Linked DNA regions of Mus musculus: region 2 is linked to region 1. The links are chromatin contacts, found by POLR2A ChIA-PET in ENCODE. All regions are on one chromosome and are shown on one strand. The core of a region is the stretch at or near the end of the contact, and the rest is flanking DNA. Distances in the headings are between cores, read along the strand shown.

What was found. ChIA-PET counts read pairs that join two places held with the same protein, here RNA polymerase II (POLR2A).
Region 2: POLR2A ChIA-PET joins it to region 1 with 26 read pairs in Patski. The contact joins the enhancer-like site here to the promoter of Itpr1 in region 1. POLR2A ChIA-PET finds 5 or more read pairs at or near these places in 3 of 5 experiments (Patski and embryonic stem cell).

Annotation. Positions count from the first base shown.
Region 1 is chr6:108,208,613-108,215,876 of GRCm38, forward strand. Itpr1 (inositol 1,4,5-trisphosphate receptor 1) reads left to right here and starts at 4,484. Exons shown (of 62, transcript NM_010585.5): 1 at 4,484-4,741; 2 at 5,591-5,666. Gm38872 (predicted gene, 38872) reads right to left here and starts at 4,306. Exons shown (of 3, transcript NR_167935.1): 1 at 4,243-4,306; 2 at 3,994-4,161; 3 at 3,644-3,828.
Region 2 is chr6:108,271,328-108,278,591 of GRCm38, forward strand. The region is part of intron 4 of Itpr1 (inositol 1,4,5-trisphosphate receptor 1); the gene reads left to right. Among named protein-coding and RNA genes, the nearest start is that of Itpr1, 62 kb to the left of the region's middle. Within about 2 kb of position 3,109, at least 1 of the 3 ENCODE cell types and tissues checked has a DNase peak (open chromatin) inside an H3K27ac peak, as active enhancers do.

The DNA.
Region 1 (7,264 bases), core at 3,234-5,733:
AGTAGCAAATAGTTTTTGTCTATATTTTTAAAAAGCATGCTAAGTGAATCCTCTACTACAGAGCTACAAACCCAACCCAGTTTTTTTGCTGACTTTTGTAAGTTCTGTGTTGCCTGCTTGGTGTGGTCACTGATACTTCATCCCAGTTCCCTCTAGTCCCCAGGTGACTAAGTAGCAGGCTCTTCTAAATTCTCGAGATCAGACAACAAACGAAGAGCCTCCAATTTGTGATGTTTTCTCTTGGCGGAACAGGATGTCCTGGGCCTGGATACAGGAAATGCCTTCCCTTTCTAAGCTTCAGACTAACTTCTCCTCTTTCCTGTTTTTTCTTTATTTGTTTTTTTAAATTCCAGCTCTGTCTCGTCTTGTGTAGACTATTGAGGGTCTGCAGGTTATCGCTTCTCCTGGCCATCCTTAGAATTCTAAGACCTCATGACTCAATAAGTGCTGAACACCCCTCTCTTTACCCAGTGCCCAAGTTAGAGCTACAAACGGTACACAAATACTCATCTTCAAAGATCGTATCTTGCCTGTAAGAACAAAAACCACACAGAACGCTCAAACACAATCGTCTTGTGAGTGTGCCTATGACTGAGTTTTGGACCATTCAGTGCAAAAACTCCAAGGACTGATGCTACTACTATTTGGAATATCTGGTGGTGTTTAGACATGTGTGTCCAAGAGTTTTATAAAATTATCCAAAAGAACTATATCCTCTTTCTTCTACCATAGAAGGTTAAAAAATGGTCAGGAAAGACACTCTAGGAACTACATAGACAATATCGATTTCTCTTTACTGATATTTCTCATGCTCAATGGTAGTCCATCACACCAGGTAAAAAAGAAGTTCTCTCCAGGACAGAATGAATTCCGATTTGAGTGTCAGCTTGTTGTCTTGCCATTTAAGGGGGACTTGAAGAAGCTATTTACTGAAGCATTCAAGGCTCACTATGATAGTCATGTATGACTGGGCTTTGTGACTAGAGGAAACTAGGGATTTGTGTTCCAACAAGCTGACACTTGGTTTGTGGCCAGGCATGGTCTCAGGGTGAGCTGCTCTATTTTCCTGGCCTTGGTGCTCATGTTTTTGTTTTGGTAAAGCTCAGGTAAGGTTTGGAAGCTCTTTCATGTCCTGTAACTCAATGACTGTCTGGGCCGACAAGGCTGGAGAGGATTAGTCCCATCACTCTCTCCACAAGCACACACCTTGGATATTAATGGTGCAGCTGGTTGTCAGCCTTGCTTTTTCTGAATCCTGCTTTCCTTGGCACATCTTGCTTTCTTTAGTAGGAGGGGACCTGAGGGTGGGTTTCTCAGCAGATGAATTTAGAATTTAGTCCAAGTCTGCAGCCATGGATTGCTGACAAAAACTGTTTCTATTTGTGGGGTTTCCCTGGAGTAAGTTGCTGTGCTAGCTTTGGACTTTCTTCAGACTCAGTCTCTAACACTGTCCTGACTGCAAAGTCCTCTGACCTCCCTACGTGGGCATTTCAAGGGTAAAGTTACACATGGGTACTTTTGTGGCAGATTATCTTTTTTTTTAAACTAGGCACATGTATGGTATGTGTTTATATAAACATGTTTGCATATGTATAGGGATATTTGTTCATGGCACATATGTATGTATAAGCATGTCAAGGCCCAGAGGTGCTAGTTGCAGATTAAATTTTTAGTCAATTTAAAAAGTAAAAAAAAGTCAGGAAAAGTCATTTCAAGTGTGTGGTCCAACATATCTGAAGCCTTGCGTTTGAAGTTTAGGTGCTTGAAACTCATTGTGTATTTTATAAGTACTTCACATCTTCTTTAGAACTAGCTGCATCCTCGGTGCATACATGGCTGATAGCTCCTGGATTGGAGATGCATGTCTAGAAAAATTCTTCCCAAGAAAAATTATAACAGAGAAGCAGCAGCTCACCCCCCACAGACACACACACCCTCTCCTCAGCTCATAAAGGAGTATAAGCCACTCATTCTAGCATCTATCACCGTTAGCATTGCCACACATCAACTGTCTGACACAAAGAATCTCTTTGAGCCATAGTAGAATTAGCAAAAGTATTTTCCTGTGATCTGGCAGCTTCCAGAACTTGCCAAACGTTGAACAGCACTATGTGCACACACTGACAAAGCAAACTGATCTGAGCAGCTAAACGGCCCAAATGCTCAGAAAGACATGCTTCTGTTGCCTTCTGTATGCTCAATGCACCTTCCATTACAAGGTTGCAGGAAACTTTTTTTTTTTTTCCAAATCTGCAAAAATGTGCAAACAGAAGGGTAAGCCTTTTTGAGTCAAGGGGACTGGAGTACACAAATGTAAGGAAGACATGGTCTCTCACTGAAACTTCCGGCTGGGGAGGGAAGACCATGGATAAACTACACAAAGGGCTTGTGTCTACAGTGTGGGGAGGATGAAAATGAGCTGCCGGTGCCTCTCAACTATGGCCAAGGATTCTTTTGCAAATCCACATTAGAATATCATGAAGCAACCCCCACCCGTTTTGTGGGCTGATTTGTTGAAATTGCTTGAAAGTTAGGGTCAAAGGGACTTGGAAAGTGGATCAGGTTGTTTTTATCGGGGAAAGGAAAAAACAACAGATATGAAAGGTGTGGATTCCTCTGTGGTGACAAGTTGGGGTTTTTCCCGAGGACAGACAGGCAGCTTGAAGCATCCCCACTTGCCTCCTAGATTGCCAACGGTGCCTTTTGGATATAACTTAACCTGCATGCCTTTAGCTTTCCATGTGCTATCGCTGAAATGATCTACTTAAATTACTTAGAAACAATGCCTGGGCCACAGGACGCACCCGTGTGATGCCCCTAATGGTTAGGTTGAGCACTAAATATGCAATAATTGTTACCTATTTTGCCCTCTATTGTTCTTAAAGTTTCACGAGAGGAGGCAAGGCTGTTGAATCACGTAATAGGAAAAGAGAACAGGCAAACATTAATGAGTATTGAATCCCTCTCTAGATGGCAAACCTGGGGTAAAGAGTTCAAGGTGATTTGCCTAAGGGCTTAGAGGCTGCTCCTAAAATAGGAGGGGCTCCTTTAAGGAGGTGGTGATGGAGGTCCCAATGGGCAAGTGCTTAGTATAGGTACAGGTTGGAGTTGCAAAGGAGACCAAAGTTAACCTGGCTTGTCCTGTTCTTTGGCCTTATACCTGCTGTATACAAAGAGGTTACAAACCCAGAATCAGTGACACTCAATAGCATGCTGTACAGAAAGCAGGTAGGCTGAGCTCTGTAGAACCATTTGTTTTCATTACAAGGATTACTGTTAACAGGTCTTTAGCGGTAGCAGACAGACCCCCATTTAGGATGTTATGATATATTTTGGCGCGCTCTCATATCCTGGCACAGTGCCTGGCCTGGCACCCAGATGACACCCGGGGAACGTTTGTGGAATGAATACGTGCAGTCTAGTTTGTAGGGTGGGATGGGGAAGGAGACAGTAGGATAACTTTGCCTGTGATGCAAACTCTTCTTCCCAAGACCAAAGTTCTATGCACTTTGCAGCCTGGAGCCTACACTATTTTCTGGTGTGTGGAAATCCATTTCAGCCCAGAGGCTTGGGTTGAAGACTTGCAGCACGCCTCGCCTGGACGCACTCATCTTAGTATAAGCAGTTTTCTCTGAAGCCCTTATTTTTTTGGTTTGCGGTTTATTTACTTTAGCGTTTACAGATTCCAGGAGCATAGGGGTCTTAGAAGCGGGGTCAGGACCGAGGTCGCGGTTTGTATTTCTTTCCTGCTTCGCGATCACAACATCAGCAAGTCACAACATGGTTCCTTTATTTGCTCACTCGTCAGGGTAGCGTTTCTTTTACCTCCTACCGGGCGACGAAAGACAGACCCAGCTCGAATTCAGAAAAGGGCTCTCACACGATTACCCCGCATCCTCAATAGCAGGGACCACCCCATTTCCAGACTTAGTTTTTCATGCAGACACTAGCAGGATCCAATAAAAAACTAGACCAGATTTAATAAAGACAAACTTGTTTCTTTAATCCTTGACCGCAAACACTGGCGTTTTTGTGCCTCGGATTTCTGAAATTCTTGGCTCCAGGACACAGGGCGCGCGGGGGTGGGTAAATAGCTTGTAAAAACTTCCCGAAGCAGTAATCCGAGCTCTTCCTCTCTCTCCGGACCCTAGTGACACCTGACTTTAGGAAGGGAAGATACAAGTCAAAAGAGAAGGGTTCACAGAGGTAGGGGACATACCCAGTGGGTCGGGCTTGCCAAACCTGGGGAGTCCGGTGTTCAGACACAAGTTCGCAACCCGAGCCTTCAGCCTGGGCGCCTCTTCCCCCTCCCACCCCTGGTCAGCGCGCGGGAGTCTATTTAGAACCCAGCCCCGGAGCCCAGGGGATTCTGGGACTTGTAGTCCCTCTGCGCAGCCCCAGGCGCCGGCACGACCTGGGACTCGGACTACATTGCCCAGGGAGCTTCCCGGCCTATATAAGCGGTCGGGCGCTGCTTTAAAGTGCAGTAACCATGTGGATGTTCTGCTGAAGCGTTTCCTCAAGCCTGCCGGGGTGGGAGGAGAGGAGGAGGTGGTGGTGGTGGAGGAGGTGGAGGCAGAGGGTGGAGAGAGAGAAAGCGCACGCCGAGAGGAGGTGTGGGTGTTCCGCTCCCATCCTAACGGAACGAGCTCCCTCTTCGCGGACATGGGATTGCCCAGCGGCTGCTAACCCCTCTCCTGGTCCTGATCCCCCAAACCGGCGTGGCTCCCCGGTCACCAAGGTAGCTGCTGGGGCCGGGCAGAGGGCGCGGGGAGTTGGCACTAGCTCCCGTGCGCAGAAGTTTTTGCCCTGATCACCGGGAGTTCTTGGTGGCTTTGGTGGCTTTGCATGCACTTGGCGTGTATTTTGGGGCTTCTTTCCCTGTGAACAGTTTTGGGGGGAGGTATATATTTTTTTTCAGGCTTAAGTAACCCCAAACGTCCTCGACTCTAGTGACCGGTTTCAACCTCCTTCCCCGTATTGAAATGGCATTCCCCCAAGTTGGAAACGGTTGGAGTGTCTGCAGGAAATAGTTTTTTTTCCCCCTGGGGGGGGGTATTTGAGGGGGTCATATGAGTTCGCTCAAGGAAATAATCTTTCTAAAAATGTAGCTAGCCCTGTTGCGCTGCTCAGCTGGTAGGATAATGCATGCGTGGGGGTCCCCGTGGGTTAAAAAAAAAAAAAAGGAAGAAAACCGGAGGAAGGGGGGGGGGGGCGATGAGGAAAGAAGTGTGGACGGAGCTCGTGCCCAATGAGGACGCGGGTTTCACATACTTGGCCTCCACGCGGGGAAACAAGTGCTTTGGGATCTCAACACGTCCCTTACTTCCATCCACCTTCAATCCCCATCCGGCGTGTTCGAAGTTTCTGCGTGTCTGATCTTTCTGGCCAGCTACTGACGGGAAATAAGCATGCTGGGTTTGCTTTTATTTGGGGGAAAGAGATCCCTCCGACTTAGCTGCTAAATTTGGAGGGGAGTGGGATCTGCAGGAAAAGCGGAGGCTATAAAAGTCAAAACTTGGATTTGAGAATTTCTGATAGACCCTCGCGAGATCCCCTACTCAGTCTTCTTTCTTTGTTAAATATTTAGGAGCTGATTACAAGGGACCAGGATTTGCATCCTTGGCTGGGCGTCCATTGGCTACAGAGTGCCTGACCTGGGTCAGGTGAGTGTGCGAGCCGAGTGCTGTAGTCAAAAATGGGTTTTTGTCCTAAGCATTTTCTAAGTCCTCTTGTAGCTGCCATAGAGGTAAAGTAGGGAAAAGAAAGACACCGTGGTCAAAATTGGTCATGGTCTTGGGTGAGTAAAGGTCTAGTGACAGCCACTTTTGAAGGTCGCTCAGAAGTGAAGCATGGCGGGGTGAGGGGGGTGGGGTGGGGAAGATGTCGGTAAGCGACCACAACGTGCAGTTAAAGGGACTGTAAAGTGGGTGGTCCCTTACCAGCCTGAGAGGAGCCCTCATTAGTTTAATTCCCAAAGATGCAGAACTTTTCATCTGCCAAGATCCCTAAGCAAGAGTGAGATACCCCTCCCTTTCACAAACTGTCACTTTGTTCTGTTCGGTTGTGGGCATGCCTGTACCCAGAATGGGCTGGGCTGCAAGAAATGAAAGTGACAAATTGAAAGAATGAGAACTTAAAAACGGGAAGGAAGAGCTTAAAGAATACTACAGTCGCTTCCAGGGTTTCACTGGAGCCACCTGAATGTCAAGGAACCCAGCGGGCTTCTCTTGCTTTGGGACCTGTTCCTGGATGAGGAGCTGAGGGCAGGCAGCATTTCTGTCAGTATAATGGCATATTTAAAACCATCACAGCCCGTTTCTAGAAAATAAAGCTTCTGTAGGTACAGGTGCCACTATGGTTTCAGGTTTGGCCATTGGATTTTGTTTTTGTTTTTGTTTTCCTAAAATGTCTGGGAATTGAGTAAACAACAAGTTAATAGGGGTGGGTGGTGAGCTGTGGGCAGCTGGTCCTTGGTAACTTCTTTAATGTCCTAAATATTTAGCTGTTCCCTGGGCTACAATCTTTGGGCTTTTCTAATTAGTGAATAAAAGCCAGATACTTCATTATGGTAGTAGAATGCTTTTGTTTCCTGTTGATAAGGTCCTCAGGAATACTGGCAGAGCGGGAAACATTTGGAAGGGAAGGCTAGTTCTTCTGTGGACTTAAGTCTATGTTGATTAAAGCTTGGGGTCAGCCTTCTCTTTGAAGTACATTACAGACGAGGTTAACTGGTCCACAGACTCTTCTCTATCTTTTGCCTAAAAATAATGAGGCTGTTCCATTAGGTAGTAGCAAGCCAGCTGCAGAGCTGTATCCCAGAAGACCTTAGATGTGGGTAAAGAAACCAAGATACAGAATGAAGTCACTGGGCAGCCCGGGCAGTAATGTGTACCGCTTGTGTTTAAGTTTATGGAGAACTGGGCGGGGGGTGGGGGGAGATGCTAGGAAAAATAGTAAACATATTGATCTTAATGCATTAACTTATTTATGTCTTACCAACAATGTACAAGCTATTCTTAGTTTGATGTATGAAGAAAATGATAGCGCCATTGGCAGGGATAAAAGACTGTAGGTATTTGTAGGAGGATTTGACGTTGGGCTGAATTCATTTTGGAAAGCTCTGTGTTGAAAGCTTGAATCAGGACAGTTAAGGAAAACCAGAGGAAAGCCAGTGTCTCCGTGCAGCCTTAGGCCTGGCTCATATCTGAAGTATAGCGTGGTCATTCACATCACGGCACCTGAGCAGGTTTGAAGGAGTCAG
Region 2 (7,264 bases), core at 1,859-4,358, 61 kb after region 1:
TACCTGTTTGGTTGTGTTTTCCTGTTTTTCTTTAAGGACTTGTAACTCTTTAGCAGTGTTTTCCTGTTTTTCTTTAAGGACTTGTAACTCTTTAGCAGTGTTCTCCTGTATTTCTTTAAGTGAGTTGTTGAATTCCTTCTTTATGTCCTCTACCATCATCATGAGATATGCTTTTAAATCCAGGTCTACCTTTTCAGGTGTGTTAGGGTGTCCTGGATTGGGCGAAGTGGGCGTTCTGGGTTCTGATGATGGTGAGTGGTCCTGGCTTCTGTTAGTAGGATTCTTACGTTTACCTTTCGCCATCTGGCAATCTCTGGAGTTAGTTGTTATAGTTGTCTTTGTTAAAAGATTGTTCCTCTGTTGATTTTGTTACCCTCTATCAGCAGGCGTGGGAGACAAGCTCTCTTCTCTGAGTTTCAGTGGTCAGAGCAGTCTCTGTAGGCAAGCTCTCCTCTCTCAGGGAAGGTGTACAGTTATCTGGTGTTTGGACCTCCTCCTGGCTGAAGGTGAAGGCCCAAAACAGGATCTTTCCCAGAAGCTGTGTTGCTTTGGCCAGGAAGGTGGCCAGTTGTCTGGAGTCGAAGATGTCGCAGCCTCAGAAGCTCTGTGGCTCTTGCCGGGAAGGTGGCTGGTTGTCTGGAGCTGAGGATGGTGCCGCCCCAGAATCTCTGCGACTCTCTCGCCCGTCCCAGAAACGGCTGGCACTCTGTATTCCACACGGTCACCCGTGCAGCCTGCCCTCCGCGGAGTCCCGGAGCCAAGAAGGCTCCCGCCGGCGCCTGTGCCACAAACCTCTCAGGCCAGGCAGACCCCGTGCTCTCACCAGGAAGGTGGCCGGCTGTCTGGAGCTAAAGATGGCGCCGCCCAGAAGCTCTGCGACTCTCTCGCCCGTCCCAGAAACAGCTGGCACTCTGTATTCCACACGGTCACCCGTGCAGCCTGTCCTCCGCGGAATCCCGGAGCCAAGAAGGCTCCCGCCGGCGCCTGTGCCACAAACCTCTCAGGCCAGGCAGACCCCCGTGCTCTCACCAGGAAGGTGGCAGGCTGTCTGGAGCTGAAGATGGCGCCGCCCAGAAGCTCTGCGACTCTCTCGCCCGTCCCAGAAACAGCTGGCACTCTGTATTCCACACGGTCACCCGTGCAGCCTGCCCTCCGCGGAGTCCCGGAGCCAAGAAGGCTCCCGCCGGCGCCTGTGCCACAAACCTCTCAGGCCAGGCAGACCCCCGTGCTCTCACCAGGAAGGTGGCCGGCTGTCTGGAGCTGAAGATGGCGCTGCCCAGAAGCTCTGCGACTCTCTCGCCCGTCCCAGAAACAGCTGACACTCTGTATTCCACACGGTCACCCGTGCAGCCTGCCCTCCGCGGAGTCCCGGAGCCAAGAAGGCTCCCGCCGGCGCCTGTGCCACAAACCTCTCAGGCCAGGCAGACCCCGTGCTCTCACCAGGAAGGTGGCCGGCTGTCTGGAGCTAAAGATGGCGCCGCCCAGAAGCTCTGCGACTCTCTCGCCCGTCCCAGAAACAGCTGGCACTCCGTATTCCACACGGTCACCCGTGCAGCCTGCCCTCCGCGGAGTCCCGGAGCCAAGAAGGCTCCCGCCGGCGCCTGTGCCACAAACCTCTCAGGCCAGGCAGACCCCCGTGCTCTCACCAGGAAGGTGGCCGGCTGTCTGGAGCTGAAGATGGCGCCGCCCAGAAGCTCTGCGACTCTCTCGCCCGTCCCAGAAACAGCTGGCACTCTGTATTCCACACGGTCACCCGTGCAGCCTGCCCTCCGCGGAGTCCCGGAGCCAAGAAGGCTCCCGCCGGCGCCTGTGCCACAAACCTCTCAGGCCAGGCAGACCCCCGTGCTCTCACCAGGAAGGTGGCCGGCTGTCTGGAGCTGAAGATGGCCGCCTCCTTCCCTCTTGCCCCATCCCTACTTTGGAGCCTCTGAACAGGTGATTTTCTTAAGGGTCTTCTTAAAGTGTTGTCTTTCATTACTCCACAAAATAGGGTTCTTGCACTCCCCTCTGTTGAGATTTGAAAGTCTAATCGAATCAAAACATAATCTCGCTCATCCTGGGTTTTCATCAATAGCTTCTGGCTCTTTCTTCGCCACGGGGTAGTGTCAGTTGCCGGAGAAGCAACATAGTTTTAACTCTCACTCTGTTTCTCTCCACCCGTTGTTGTCGTCTCTCCTCCTGTGAAGTGGGTGATTTTTATGTAGAAAAGGTCCAGTGCCACGATAGCCTGGGTCTTTCTATTAATGGAAGGTCCAGACTGAGTCTTTCTTCCCTTCCCCCAAGAAAACGATGTGCTTCCCTGGAGACAACCATTCCGTGCTCTGCTTTTCCCTGGAGGGCTGCTCCTACTCCTCTAATCAAGGCTGAAGCATTTCCGGTGCTCTCTCAATCTACTGTTAACAGCCATCACCTGCCGGAGGATCTGCTGACAGCTTGGCACCAGCAGGCCTTTGTGGGCTTCATTGCCTGTGCTTAAGTTTTTTTTTTCTAAGACCCCAGGTCCCTTTAAGAAGATACTGGAGATATCTAGCCCATGGGTTATTTATTTTAACCGATTTATTTTTTATTATTTTTCCATACTATATATTCATATGGGCTATTTAAAGACACCCAGAGGCTGCAGCAAACTAGGCCCTTGAGCAAGAACACTATCTGTGCATAGATCCCAGTGTAACTGCCCTACTTATAGACATACTGACATGTACCTGCTACCACTGTGGTAACTATGTTATTGGGGGCTTTGTGTAAATCATGTAGTCTCTGGTACATAATTGCAAACCAACATTATCTTTGTGCTTTGGCATGTCGTATATGTTCCTAAAGCATTAAATGAAAACAACAAAAACAAAAAATGAAAACACTTGAGACTGTAATGAGACCAATTAACTTCACCCATGCTATGACTTGCATGTTTTGCCAATACATGATGGAAGGGGTTAACAGGAAGCCCTGTTTGGCTCAAGAGTAAAATGACTCCACAAAGACCCGAAGTGGCTGAAGAAGAGAAAGATTGCTAGACTTTGTGTTCGCATGGTCTCTGGTGTTGCGGTCTACTGCACACAGCAGGCAGTAGAAGTGCTGTGTGGAAGTGCTGGCCTATGGAGAGGGATGGACCACAGCAGCACGGGGGATGGACCACAGTACGGGAGACGATTCCAGCTGGGGCTTCTCACAGTGGATGTCTGGAGGCCAAGGCTGCAGGGAAGGACCTTATGTGCTGCATGTGTTTAGCTGCTCTCCTGATTTTGTTCTACATGTATCAAAAACACAAAAAAGACCATCTGGTGTCTTGAAAGGAAAAATAATGGGAACAGAGGGTGGTAGGATCGTGCCAGCATTGCTGTATTTATGGGGTGGACTCTTTTACTCGCCTCTCGTTTGGGGGACTGACGTTGAGGGTTGAGCAATCATGAACCCAGAAAGGTTATTTTTTAATGAACACAGCCTCATGATAGCTTTTATGTATAGGACTTTTTTTTTTCACTTTTAAACCAGAATGCTTAGCTTTGCCAAGAACTGCCCATGCTTCTTATCTCGAGAGCATAGTTTGCATTTTAGTTATGAAGTGTCTAGTAGATGTCTCAGGGTTGGACTAAGGTCATAGCAAAGCTAGCCTTGGCTTTGGTCAGTGGCTTAACATTCCTTTAGCAAAAATACCACTAACATTTGCAATATCTATAGACTGTGCTCTTTGTGGTGCGGTAGGCAGAAAGATAATACCCCACCTATAGTGATTTTGATAGTTTGTAAATGTTTCTTCTCTTATTTAAGTGTAAACCCTGAAAACTGGGAAGGTCAGGTCATGGCTGTGTTATTCCTCCTCTTCGCTGTCTGACACGTGGATTGTACTCTCAAACAATTTTTAGTAGAAAAGACAATTTGGTAGATCCAACTGAACTCTTATCGAGTAGATTTTGGAGGTGCTGTGTTGAGATAGATTTGCCATTGTATCCTAACATAGCAGAAATAATCCCATGTATCTTTTTTGAAAAATGTTTTAAAAATTCTTTTCTTTGCATGGGTATAGTTGTTCGTATATGTGCATGTATACCACATGCAAGCAGTGCCCATGAGATCAGGGTACCCTGGAACTGGAGTTAAGGAGTGGTTCTAAGCCTCCGTGTGGGGCCTTGAAATCAAACCTGGCCTTCTGCAAGAGCAGCTTGTAGTTTTATACAGAGTCATATATTCAGCCCTCTTTGAATCTTTTAAATTCTGTTTTAAGTTGCTTATTGTAATCTAAAGGAAGACATTGTTTGAAGGATGCTTTGTTCTTTCCTACCTCCCCTGGTAGACTGTGGGCAGAGACGTTATCTTTCTTGTTGTCCTCTGCATCTCCGCTACAAAAGGGAGCATCTTTCTGAAAACTCTGGCAGTCATCAAAAGCTTGTTGAATGAGTGTGCTATAAAAGCAAAGACCAGCACTATTTCATTCATGTATGAACTGTCATAGAACATGCCTAAAGTCTACTTGGAGACAGACAGGGTCATTATTAGAGAACTTACAAAGATTAAGTTGGGCCATGAAAGATGAGTAAGAGATAAAGATAAGAAGAGCCAGTGAGGCTGGAATGAGGGACCATTCTCATACAGAAATCTTTTCCTTCTTCTTTCTTCTTCCCTCCTTCCTTCCCTCCCTCCCTCCCTGCCATTTGCCCTAGTTACCCGAGATTAAACCTTTTAGGCAAGCATTCAGCCACTGAGCTATATTCCCAGGCTATTATAAGACTATAGTCACAGATGGATGAAGTACAAATGTACTATATTTTACCAATAAACTCTGTGTGATGCTGAGGTTGGAGCAGGTGATGGGTGTCAGATCTGAAGGCTCTTAATGGATAAGGACAATTTGCTTTTGTTGATAATAGTATTACTGTTAATTTAAAGATGGCCTTTCATGGTAAGTTCTTATGATGAATGAATTCCATACAATCACCTTATTTAGCCAACAGAGCAATCTTATTACAGTGAGCATGTCCTAGCTTAAAAGTTTGACGAGTGTGTGAAACCTGTTCAGCCTCATAGTCAGCAATGGATTCTATTCTTGGTAGGAACAGAGGTCCACTGAGCCCAGGGTTTCTCTGTGACTGTGGAAGTGGGATGTATCCCCCTTTGTTTGCTGTTGTATGCATGTCTGTGGGGGTGTTGGCTGGTATGTGTTTATGTGTTTGCATGTATGTGTGTGTGTGTGTGTGTGTGTACATGGGTGTTACTTTAACTATATGTGCACTCCTGCATGTGGAAGCCTGAGACTAATACCAGGCATCTTCCTCCATCACTAATTTATTCATTGAGGCAGGGTTTCTCGGTTGAACTTAAAGTCTGAAAATACAGCTAATCTAGCTAACCAACTGGCCCTGGGGATCCCTTTTCTTCCTCTGAGCCCTGAATTTCAGGTGGGTTGTTATGCCCACCTGGCAATCGTAAGTAAGTGGTCATGTAAGTGTGGTCTTTGCTTTCCTCACATTTGCGTCCTCCGGCTTTAGGGTGTTCTTCATACTGAGATAAATGGGCACCATGTTTGCCACATTCCAGGTGCTCTAAGGTTTGGGAAGAAGAATGTTGCCCACTTACAGGTCTGGTCACTGCATCTCTTTTAAGATGAGTCTGGTGTCATAAGCATTAACTCTATTGATAAATTTGGTGAGGCTTGGATCAATGAATAATTCTCGTGTCAGCTGAATGCAGGCAGTGTTTTGGAGCTGATCTACAGTGATGCAATCAGTGGGAGATTGGGGGAGGGGCAGGGGAAGAGGAGGAGGTGGTGAGAACAGGATGCTGATTAAACAGTAAGTTCTTGTGTTCCTGTTTGTGGCTTGCTGACTTGGATTGCCTGTGTTTATGAATGATAGGATAAACATGTTTCTGATGACAATCCAGAGAGGGAGCAAAAATGGCAGCAAAACAAGGAACTGTTGCTCATGCATCAACTGGTAAGCAGCGCTCCTCGGTAGCAGCGCATGGCAGTCTTGTGGGCGTTGGGAAGGAGGGAAGGAAGAGTCTGTTACTGAGAGCACGGTCCGGGATGGAGCTGTACCCACGCAAAGTATACCCACCATCTGGCCTGGGCTGTGCTTCCGAAACAATGGCCCACGGCTTATAGAGTCTGATAAATCCTGAGCCGAATGGCAGCATCGAGTTTTTAGTGTATTTAGTTATAGAATGCACTGGTCCTGTTAGGGAGAATGGTGGCAGTTACAGGAATTGCTGAATCCTAGTATCCCTAAGATGTGTGAGCCACCTTAAGCAGGTCTAAGTTAGGGGACTTAGCCAAGACAGACAGCTAGTTAGTATGGAGACAGGACTACGGCCTTTGAGAGACATCTGATGATCATGCTTAGCAGTTTGCTGTCTACCTTTCTCAAAGATCTCCTGCCCATCTGAAGGCTGATAGGAATCAGCCTAAGAGCACAGTTTTAGGAGTTTTCTTGCCCCGTAATGACTCTTCTGGACCTTGCTCTTGACACGACAGTACTTCTCGGCCTTCCCCGTCTCTCTTGGAGTTGGTATCTGTATCTACACGTTTACTACCTAGCTCTTTTTAAGTGTTGCAGATTATTCGTTTTATAGTATAATTATGCCAGAGTGGAATTGTCTACACTCGGTGGTATATATACATTTAAGTTATTCATTTATTACTGTTAGGAGTAGTATTACTAAGTTACTAAGCAAAAAATTGTACAGCTCTTCTCTTCATGTGCTTTGCTTTTCTAAAGGCTGGATAAATATTAACTTTTTTTTTTTAATTGCATCATGATCTTTGTTGGTCTTACAGGAAAATAAGTTGAGTCAGGGAAGAAGTTAACGAATTACCTAATGTCCCATAAGCATGCTGTTAGGATTTCAAGCCAGGCTGATTTCAGCACTGTCACTGTGCCCTGAGCATTGTGCTGCATTTGAGCAGTCACAGCCTTCCCCTAGCTCTTTGTTCACTCGTCCAAGTGCTGATATGCCGGGTGAGTGGCACAGCCATGGAGTTACCAAAGCTTTGTTTTCCTAATACAGTTTTAAAAAAAATGAACTCTGTTTTGTCAATTCGAGTTCTTAGGAAAAGAGTTGAGAGAAATTTACAGTGTTTTCTCATTGACTCCGTGCCCCACAACACCTATGCAGTTTCCTGTTGTGCTGACACCATCTACCAGAGTGGCGGACCATTAGGATAGATGAATGACATCATTGTTACTCGAAGCTCATAGTGTGAGTATTTCACCCTGGACACGATGTATAGTAAGTGGTGTTGGGCATATTTGTGATAGTGTGTCCA